Regions from separate parts of the Homo sapiens genome. Here region 2 is linked to region 1. The links are chromatin loops, found by intact Hi-C in ENCODE. Cell type or tissue: MCF 10A. All regions are shown on one strand. Each heading gives the region's core, and the rest is flanking DNA. Links, peaks and the distances in the headings are about the cores only.

What was found. Peaks named below come from ENCODE experiments on the same cell type or tissue, not always from the same donor. Only the 100,000 strongest peaks of a DNase experiment are listed, where the experiment ranks them.
Region 2: a loop joins it to region 1, with 19 times the contacts of the local background. A loop is called at or near these places in 1 of 110 quality-filtered maps.

Annotation. Positions count from the first base shown.
Region 1 is chr1:159,773,476-159,778,867 of GRCh38, forward strand. It overlaps LOC101928264 (a long non-coding RNA gene), which reads right to left. Exons shown (of 3, transcript XR_922193.3): 2 at 4,940-5,186; 3 at 2,982-3,280. Among named protein-coding and RNA genes, the nearest start is that of DUSP23, 4.8 kb to the right of the region's middle. In MCF 10A, for the core only: a CTCF peak has its summit at 2,460 (motif pointing left); a DNase peak (open chromatin) is centred at 2,476.
Region 2 is chr1:159,529,846-159,535,237 of GRCh38, forward strand. It overlaps OR10J5 (olfactory receptor family 10 subfamily J member 5), which reads right to left. Exons shown (of 1, transcript NM_001004469.1): 1 at 5,233-5,392. The coding sequence ends at 5,233. Among named protein-coding and RNA genes, the nearest start is that of OR10J5, 3.5 kb to the right of the region's middle. In MCF 10A, for the core only: no CTCF peak of the experiment used is centred there; a DNase peak (open chromatin) is centred at 3,276.

The DNA.
Region 1 (5,392 bases), core at 306-5,305:
GGATCCCCCCACATGAGTGCTGGAGTCTGAGATCATTGGTGGGAATTTCCCGGAAGTTCCTGAGACTTACAGTGGAATTGCTTCCAGGCAAGATCTTAAAGAGAATCTCATTTAGATGTTACCAGCTCAGATCATCTGGTACCTTTGCTACTCAGCCCACCTGCCAGGTATGTAAACCTTGAATTTCTCATATTGCTTCCTTTCATACTAGGAGAGCATAGAATGGCTTCTCCTTTCCTAATCAAACACCAACTAATATAAATAGGTAATAGGTGATGATTTTTAACATTTTGCATGTGTATGTGTTTTAATGCTTTTACAATAAACATATTATAATATAGCAATAAAAGCTTTAATATGTGTTTAATATATAATGTCATAAATATTCTAATACACATGCTGCAGAAGCTCAGAAGAGGGACACAAAACATGAATTGGAGCAGGGAAAGCTTCCTAGAGAAAGTGGTCTCTTTTCCCAAAGTGAAACTTAAGGAAGTTGAGATGTTGCTGCAGGCCAAAGGTAAGAGCAGGGCAGGAAAAAGGCACAGCATGGGCACAGGCACATAGGAGAGCTCTGCTCCTCTGACTGACTACACATTGTTCATTGTGACAAGACAAACACTTCTGCAGAGGAATGAGGTAAGGTGAGGCTGAAGGAAAAAGCAAGAGGCCTCATCCTGGAGGGCTTGATATACCAGTCTATAAATCTTGGGGGTTTGTTCTTGAAGACAATAAGGAGTTATTGAAGAACTGGAAAAGTAACATCCATGCTCTGTAAAAGTCTCTGCAGGTTCACAGAGGGGAAATGTGTAGAGGCCGGAATACAGGAGGCCAGTCCAGGGATCCACAGAGATGATGGGTCCTAAGGAGGTTTTGGGGGATGGGATTTGGGTGGGAAGAAGGTCTGCTACAGAGGGGAAAGGAGGGCTTGTGTGAAAAAAGGTTGTCCATGGTGCCTTCTTTCCCCTAAGCTACAGGGAGGCTAGAGACATTTAAATTGGAGGATAATGACTGGGGCACTTTTTGCCTTGCCTGGAAACTAACGTAAAGGTAGGTAGAGTAGGAAGCAATGTTTCAAGCATTCCTCTAGAAAGGAAATCTGGAAACCAAGCCCTTCCTTGGAACAAAAAACAGGAAAGGTACATGTACATTAAGCCTGTTTTTCTTGGACATCTTTCTAACCCGTAGATAAAGCCAATGTGTTGTTCTAATCCAGGATTCTTAGGTGGTTCTAATTGACCTCAAGTTTTCACCCAGGCCAGTTAGGCCCCTTTGAGGCCTCTCCCTCTGCTGATCAGCTCCTCCACCCATATCCCTGCTCAGCTAAAACTTCTCAGCTCCAGAGAAGAGACACCTGGAGATCAACTCACTACCTCTGTGACCAGACCACTTTCTGGATGCTGCCGATGACCAAAGGAAAAACAGAGCTGCAGGACAAACAAGTCTTACACCAGGGCTTCTTAGTCATAGGTGTGCTTATGAGCCACCTGAGGATCTCACAGGTCGGGGGGCCTGAGATTCCGCATCTATCACAGGCTCCCATGTGACATCAACTGTGGATCACACCTTGAGAAGCACTGGTCTAAAGGTGGTGGAGGGAGCAGCCAGGAGTTTAGAAGGTGCCAAAACGAAACCAGATGCTGACAGTTTGTGAGTTCCATTGGTTCATCATATTTGTTGCATCTACACTGGAAAATGAACCTATGCGGCCTATAGTTTTAGAGACCGAAAAACTTAAAACAAAGGGGAAAGAAAAAAAGCAATACACCAGTTTAGAAACTCCAAAGGTTTAGTGCTGTGATGAGCATATTAAAGATAAGAAAATAAAGTAAATAAAGGCAACTATATTGGTTTTCTATTGCTGCATAACAAATTGCCACAAACATAATGGCTAAAGAAACACCATTTATGATGTCAGTTCTGTAGGTCAGAAGTTGGCCACAGGTTAGCTGAACCTAAGCTCAGGGTCTCCTCAGGCTGATATCAAAGTGCCAGCCAGGCTATGGCTCAGCTGAGGCTCGAGGCAGCGTAAACAGAAGAAGTGAGAGAGTCCACCAACATGGTTTTGATCACAGAAGTGCCTCTTCCCTAACTGAATGCTCCCTCTTGATTCCACTCTCACCTGCCTTTGTTGAATGGCTTTTCAAAAACCAAAGCCTAGTCCCCACCTCCCTCCCCATCTCCAGCTCCCATGATGATAGCATCTGATGTGAGGCAGCATTCCCAACACCCCAACTTAAACTTTTAATGTGCTCCTGGGATGATCTAAAAAAAAAGAAAAAAACACCATAATTTTAAATGCCATAAAGGCAATTGACTTGTCAAAAGTACAAGAAATCAACTAGTAAATTGGGAGATTTCAGTTATGGTATGTTCTGCAACAGTATACGAATCACAAATTTTTCAACAAGACAAAAAAAAGAGAAACAAGGAAAAGCTATCAGTGCCATCTTGTGGAAAGACCTATATTAAAATGTCCAAGGTAATCTGACCACACCCCAGACCATTTCAGCGCCTCTACACCCAAAGCTGACACACATCCAACTGACACCAGGGTAGCTTCACTGTTTGTTTGCAGGTAATGGTTCTGGTAGAGGTTCCATTTTAATTGCTTGTTTCTTGTGCCATGACCAATCATTAAATAATTTGTATATCATCTCTAACCATACAAATACCACAGCAACCTATACCTCCAACACCACACACACACAAAACTCATGCCCAGACTACTCTGGTTGGTTCCCCCACAGACAGCATGGTTCTCCAAATATGGAAAATTTGCATTGATCTATCACAACATTCCTGCATACACACACTTAGACCACAACTGCTTACAGTATAATTCTTTCTTTTTGAATTAACCTTTGTTTTAATTTTATTTTATTTCTTGAGTTTATTGTAAGTTATTTTTCTTCTTTCCTTCAAACTGAATATTTTTATCTATATTAGTTACATATTACTGCATAATAAATTACCCAAAATTTGATGGCTTAAAAGAATAAATATTTATTATCTCACAGTTTCTGTAGGTAAGGAATTCAGGAGAGGCTTAGCTGGGTTGTTCTGGCTCAGGGAATCCATGAGGCTATAATCAAGATGTTGGGTAAATCATCTAAAGTCTTCATGGGCTGGAGAATTCACTGCAACAGTAGTGAGCCACTGACTTGATGGTGGGTAGGAGGCTTCAGTTCCTCACCACATGGATCTCTCCACACAGCTGCTTGAGAGTTCTCACAACATGGCAGCTGGCTTCTTCCCAAAGCTTCCCATGGCAGGCCTTCTTTCCAAGACAGAACAAGGCAAAAATTAAGTATTTCATGATGCAGCCTAGGAAGTCACACACCACCAGTTACACAATATCTTACTGGTTGCAAAAATCAGCCCTATCAATGTGGAAAAGCACTACACAGGCATGAAATGGCTCATTGGGTACCATCTTGGAAGCTAGCTGCCATACCATTTCTTCTTAGGTTCAGTTTCCAGATTATCAGATCTTAGGTGTGAAGTGTGTTTAGACATTAAAAAATCAGAACACTGAGGACACTGAGAATTCTGACTGTAGTCCAAGGGCCACAGGAACCTGAACCCAAGCAATCCTTTGCATTGGTGGAACACAGGGACCTACCTGGAGGAAGAAATTCTCTGACTCCAATTGCACCCCTAATTGCCACTAGCATCAAGCCAAACAGGGGACTGGGGCCTCAATATGAACAAGAACTAAGTCAAAACATTCTTATCAGCTGGAAAAAGGGAAGCTGAGATGCCCTAAAAAATGTTCTGTTAAGCCTTATTTTTTACTTTTAAGTTCAGGGGTACATGTGAAGAATGTGCAGGTTTGTTACATACGTAAAAGTGTGCCATGGTGGTTTGCTGCACAGATCATCCCATCACCTAGGTTTTAAGCCCAGCATCCATTAGCTATTCTTCCTGATGTTCTCCCTCCCCAAGTCCCCACCCCAGACAGGCCCCAGCATTTGTTGTTCCCCATCCCCATGTGTCCATGTGTTCTCATCATTCAGCTCCCACTTGTAAGTAAGAATATGCAGTGTTTGGTTTTCTGTTCCTGTGTTAGTTTGCTGAGAATAATGGCTTCCAGTTCCATCCATGTCCCTGCAAGGGAATGATCTCATTGCTTTTTATGGCTGTATCATATTCCATGGTGTATATGTACCACATTTTCTTTATCACTGATGGACATTTAGGTTGATTCCATGTCTTTGCTATTGCGAATGTGCTGCAATAAGCATATGGTGCATGTATCTTTATAAAAGAATGACTTGTATTCCTTTGGGTATATACCCAGTAATGGGATTGCTGGGTCTGCTGAGCTTTTCATTGGACAGTAGACAAAATGGAAAGAAAAATCCCTCTCTTCATAAGACATTTCTGGTAGTTCCAATTCAAGCTTATCTTTCCCCCACTGACTTCTTTTGCACTTGTTTTTACTGCACAATTAGCTTTTTAATATGTATTATCTGATTGTCTTTGATGAGCAATTTAGTACTTTATTATATGTCCTGAGAATAATTACATCAGAGTCTAAATCCCCCGCAAGGATGTTGTAAATTCCTTGAAGTCAGGGAAATTTCTTAAGCTTACTACTCAGCCCACCATCAGTGTCAATAGATTGTTCTCCAGGAACACGGCCCCTCCAAAGCACTCAAATACACAAGCCATCACACACATGCACACTACAAGAGCAGTGCTCTATAAAGAACAAGCTTTATTTGTCCCATTTCACAAAAATAGTAATTAGACATAGCCAAGATCATACTGACACAGCCATTCTTTATTTAAAAGCACAGTCAAGTAAAAAATACACTTCAAAGAGATACTACCCAATACTCAACACAGTCCTCAAACTTGTGCATTTAAAAAGAATTACAAATACACATTGCCACATGGTCCGACAGACTCACATTCACTCCTAGAAATGTACCTTCACGGTCTTGCCAATGCATTCTTCTTATTAATTTCCCATTCATTTGTTTACTTAACATTTTGAGCCCTGTGGCTCAGGCTCCATATTAGATGTGTGGAATTCAAAAACGGAACAACGCATTCTTGCCTCCTCTGCAAACAAGTATCCTCAATCCAATGACATTACTATACTGAGAAGACATATTTATACAAGGTGAGATGGGAGAAAAAAAAAAAGCCTAAATCTTCCTGAGGGTCAGGTAACTCTGTACAGAGGAGAGAATAAAAGAAGGTCAGTATCATGTATGTGGGCAGACAAGAAGGTGGTTAGTTGCAGAAGTCCTGTTAATTGCAGAAGTCTGAGCCAGGAAACCATCAGAGAGGGTTTTTCCTTACAGTTTGAGGCCCCTTGGGCCCAAGACAAAACATCATATGGCACCCTTGACATATGGCACCCTTGACAAAGCTTAAG
Region 2 (5,392 bases), core at 235-5,234, 240 kb before region 1:
CATTAGATGTCTTGAATTGTAGCACAGGTCATTGAGACTCTGTTCATTGTTATTCATTTTTTCTCTGTTTTTCAGATTCAATAATTTTTATTAATCACTCTCAAGTTCATTGACCCTTTTTTCTACCAACACCAGTCTACTGTTAAACAGTAAATTTTTATTTCACGTATTTTAATTTTCAGTTCTAGATTTCTTGACTGAGATTCTACATATGTTTACTTATTATAAGAAAATTTTCTATAAGTTCTTGAGCCTATATACACTAGCTACTTTAAAGTTCCTGACTACTGAATGGAGTCATCTTAGGGTTGACGTGTTGACTCATTTTCTCTTGATAGGGGCCACAATGTTGTTTTTTTCCCCAATGTTGAGCATTTTGTAATTACATACTGAAAATTGTGGATGATAAATTATAGAGATTCTGGATTCATTAACCTGGGGGCACTTGCTATCTCTGAGTAGGCTTAATCTCATGAAGTTTTACTAGAATAAAGTTCTTGAACTTGTCAAACTCATTTACCTTGACCTGCTACAAATACATGCAAGGATGAAATTCACCAATTGAGTTGGGAATTTTTTTCTCTGGGTCTTCACAGTACTCCGTGTATTGCATTAATCACACTGCACTGAAATGGGTTGCAAGTAGATTGTTAGCTACTCAATGCAAGACTAGGGCCTTATTTATCTCTACATTCCTAGTGCCTAACCCAGTGTCTGATACTCAGAGTGAACAGGCATTTTATATTTGTTGAAGTAACAAACTAAATAATTAAAGAATCAGAAACTATACAATTCTACACAAAGTTCATAAAATACTGGAATATGTGAATCTTTTAATTCAGAAGCAAAGATTATATAAGCTCAGTTCCAACTGACAATATCACTGAACCACAACACAAGATACAGTTAAGTGCCCATGGTAAACGTTTTTAAAAAATACATTCATGATCATCAATATATTTTATTTACAGGGTCAGGGAAGGAATTAGAACGTTTTAGAAAAAGTTCATCAATTCTGAGTGAAATGAAGTTTTAGGATCTCAGAAATAAAGTTTATTCTTTGTACTTTATTCTCTGATAAGAATTAATACAGTGTGTGTGTGTGCGTGCGTGCATGCACACGCAGGCACATGCACACGTGTGTTTGAATGAATGGATGAGGTAATAAAAATGGACAAAGAATAAAAAGCATGGAATTCACAATTACTAGATTTGTAGTTAAGGCTCACTTCTATTTTAGTCCTACTGCTAGTTCTAACAATGAATATGACCTTGGAAAAGTAATTTAAACTACCATTTGCAATGGATATATCCGAAAACTGTGGGACTAGTACCTTACAGGAGTGTTATAAGAATCAAACGGGATGATGAACACAAAAGACCTTTGTAAACTCTAAAGAGCTATATAAACATTAAAGATCGTTATTAAATGAAATAATGCAAATAAAGCATTTTATCGCAATGCCCATTATACCTAAAGCTTTTAAATGTTAGCACCCTCCCACAAAAATATACATGTGCATGCATGTATACATATACACACACACCACACACACTCACACTTGTGTTCACACCTTAGCGGCACAACAAAACTAACTTAGGTTCTTGTACCCTTTAAATATGTCATTTTCAAAGTTAAGCTCTCTGTGACACATACTACCTGCTTATCCTTGGCTTAAGTTTATCTCTCCTGCCCACTTCCATGCTTTCTCCTCTCCCAGAAACATTTGCACCCATCAATAAAATGTTTTATTCCACTCATTGTTGGGAGTGATGGAGCCATCGTCTCCTCTAATCCATTATAGGTTACAACTGATGAATGTAAAAGGATATCAGGTAAAACTAGTTTTTCTCTAAAGAAGTTACAAAATCAACACTGTAAAAATCATTTACAGAAGTTATAAGATCCATAATAGTCTTTTCATAATTTTCCTAAAGATAAATGTTTAAATGTCTTAACTCTTGATTTTATATGTCAAGCTATCAAGCAATTATTTTAAAGATTATCAAAATAACGGTCCTGCTTATAGCTAAAACATATTAATCCAGTGTGCAATTTTAAGTGACTAACTAATGTAAATATATGATAAATAGTCAGCTGAGTCTATTAGGCAATCCTGCAATGAAGGCAAATAACTTCAAGTATGCACTCAGGATTGTCACCTGTACTCTGTTATTTTCTCTGTTACTTGATTTTAGGTAAAAGGAGTCTATCAGACAAACAGAAAGAATATAACAAGATGTATCTATCAAAAAATACACCTGAGGAAACCCTTGGACAAGACTTTATACTCAATAGATGTTCACACATTCATTTATGCAAAGGTATATTAAGCACTTACTTTTTGCCAGACTAGTATTCAACAGGGCAATGGGCATACAGGTGAATAAAACACCCGCCCAACTAACACTTCTGCCTTTTTCAGGTTAGTGTGTCTCTGTCAGACTCTTCTCTTTCCCTTATCATCTTCCCTCATCCTTTGCAGACACCAGATGACCCAATGCCACAAAAAGTTAATTAAATATCACCTCTCTATGAATGTTTTCTGACCTTCTAAATAGATTCCTTTTCTGAACAATGCCTCTGACCCAAACAACAATCCTGTGCATGTGCCTTTAGCAAGTTTTTGTACTTCTTGTTATTTTGTCTGCTTTCCCCCTGGACTGTGAATTACATGAAACAGAATATCTGCATTAGTCGTTATTGTAACCCCAGAGATAGTTAATTGCTTGACACATAGTGCTTGAAAAAGGTAAATAGATTTAATAAATATCTGATATTATGACTATGTTTCTGGTGAATAAAAGAGCTTAACAAAAAACATATTAAAATAATAAAAGTATTTGAAATGTACAAAGGAAGAAAAATAAAGGAGTATGGATAGAGTGAGACATTGGGGAATAATCATGCACTCAGGATGAGTGCAACAAATAAAGACAACAAAAACAATTGTGGTGGGGTCGGGGGAGGGGGGAGGGATAGCATTGGGAGATATACCTAATGCTAGATGACACGTTAGTGGGTGCAGCGCACCAGCATGGCACATGTATACATATGTAACTAACCTGCACAATGTGCACATGTACCCTAAAACTTAGAGTATAATAAAAAAAAAAAATTAAAAAAAAAAAAAAAGATTCACTATTAAAAAAAAAAAAAAATTGAGATAGTGAAAATAATGCCACATTTACTATCAATATAAGCATTTTGCATAGACAATAGGAAGCAGCAACAAAATGACTCACTCTTCCTAATTCATCCTCCAGGAGGGACCTGTGACCACATAAACCTACTCACTCTTATGCTATTGCACTTTGCCTGTAGATGCTGCTTTCTCTAGTGAGTCTAAATCCATGCAAAGTATGTAAAACAACAAACACTAGTGGGGTATTCACTCATCTACAAAGTGTTGGAGGAGCAGGAATAGTATTGAAATACTTAAGGAATACAGGAGGGAATACAGGAAGGGATGGAAGAAGACAGAAAAACTTTCAATAAGACCACACTTGGCCTTTGATATTCCCCCATAACCCATTATTCCTCAACCTCCAAGCTGAGAACCACCCATACCTTCCATATTCTCTAACTAGTGTAAGAACAGCAATGCCTATATAGGCAAAACTGGACCAGGTCAAAGGATCCTTATTTAAGAGGGTGTAAGGATATTGTGGATGTCAATAGTCTCTGAAGGAAGAAAGTTGGATCTGGTCTCATATTTCTGTTTGGATTTGAGGGAAGAAATACTTATGCCAGAATTAATTCTCTAAGAATATGATGAAAAGGTCACATTAATACCTATATTAGAAATGTAGTGAATAATTTCAAAAAAGTTCAAAAATCCTCTGACACCCGCCCAGGCACCCTCTAGAAAACTATGAACCTCAGGTTGAGACATCTTTTGGGAAGGATATCAGGCTGGTCAGTAGGGAGACCCTGCTATCAGCTGTGATGTTATCCAACTGGGACAGCCAGTTGGGGATCAAGGGGACTCTGTGCAGAGACCCTTCACCTCCAGTTTGTGACCTCCTCACAAAGGGATCTGTAGAAGACAGAGAAGATCACAGGTCACCTAAAAGACACTTAACCCTATTTCTGTGGTTAGGAACAGAAAAATAAAACTCGAGAGTAAGAGATAGGAACTGACTTGAGGATGGAACAACAGTAGATGTCATGAGTGTGTGAAAACAGATGTTTCCATACCTGTGTCTCTTAGAAAGTACCTTCCAGCTCTGTCTCAGAGTAGAGATAAACTCTGGTGGGAAGATTCATAAAACAAAATATTCCCACAATGTTTCCCATTGAGGGTATACAATAATGTAGCACAGTTATGCTTATTTTACAAATAAATATCTGGAGAAATATGAAGCTTGCACAGTTTGCTGAGAGAATGGAAGTTAATGGCATTTACCTTGGACCCTAGAATTAGTATAACCAATATCTAAGACAACAACTTCAATGTCACTGAAGCTACTACATATAAATTAAAAATCTAAAAAGCTACCATAAGTTGAAAAGAGACGAGTCTTCATGAAAAGTGCATCTGGATAAAAATGTAGTTTCAGAGAAAAGCCACCAGTATGTGTTCTTTCTGCTTATCCCCTAGGGAACAGCAGAGATTTCTGCCTTGGTTGCACAGAAGGAAGGAATACACATAGAAATGAACACTATTTGAGGAGCGAATACAGCTGGATAATAAAAGAAGAGACTTTTTTTTCAAAGCTGTTCATTTTTCAATCCGCAAGAATTAAGATATAATTACAAAATGACTGTCACATGGAATATTATTTGACTCCTGAGAATGAAAGCTTTCTTTTTTATGTAAGCAGAGAGAAATAAAGGTTGGTGTCTCTGCGGCTTATTTCCCTAACACCGCTGCCACCTATGTTCCCACTGTCTCTACTCCACATCCCCTAACCAGACAAGCTCAAAGATTTGACTGTCAGAGAGTTCAGGTAAAATGGGAGCCAAAAAGCTTTCAAAACTGAAATCTTCAAGCACAGAAACAAGTAGTCTTAATCCAGCTTGGAGTGATTCTTGTATCTGGTAACAAAATTCACCAGAGCAGAAATCCTGCTTTCTGCCATGCCTAGAACACTAAACAGACAAGCATTTCTATTCTTTGACAGTATTCTCAACAAATATTATATTTGATGAATTTGTGTATTGTGGCATGTTTGTGAGTAGACACACTACACTGGGCTAATGGTCTCTTAATGAAATAATCCAATCCATTAAGAAATATTTCTGCCCACAACTCTGCATAGGGCATCCTTTACCTCCTTGTTTCTCAGACTGTAAACAACAGGGTTCAGCAAGGGAGTGATGATGGTGTACGTCACTGAGAGAACAAGGTCTTTTTCTATTGAACTTTCTGACTTCGGCTTGAGGTAG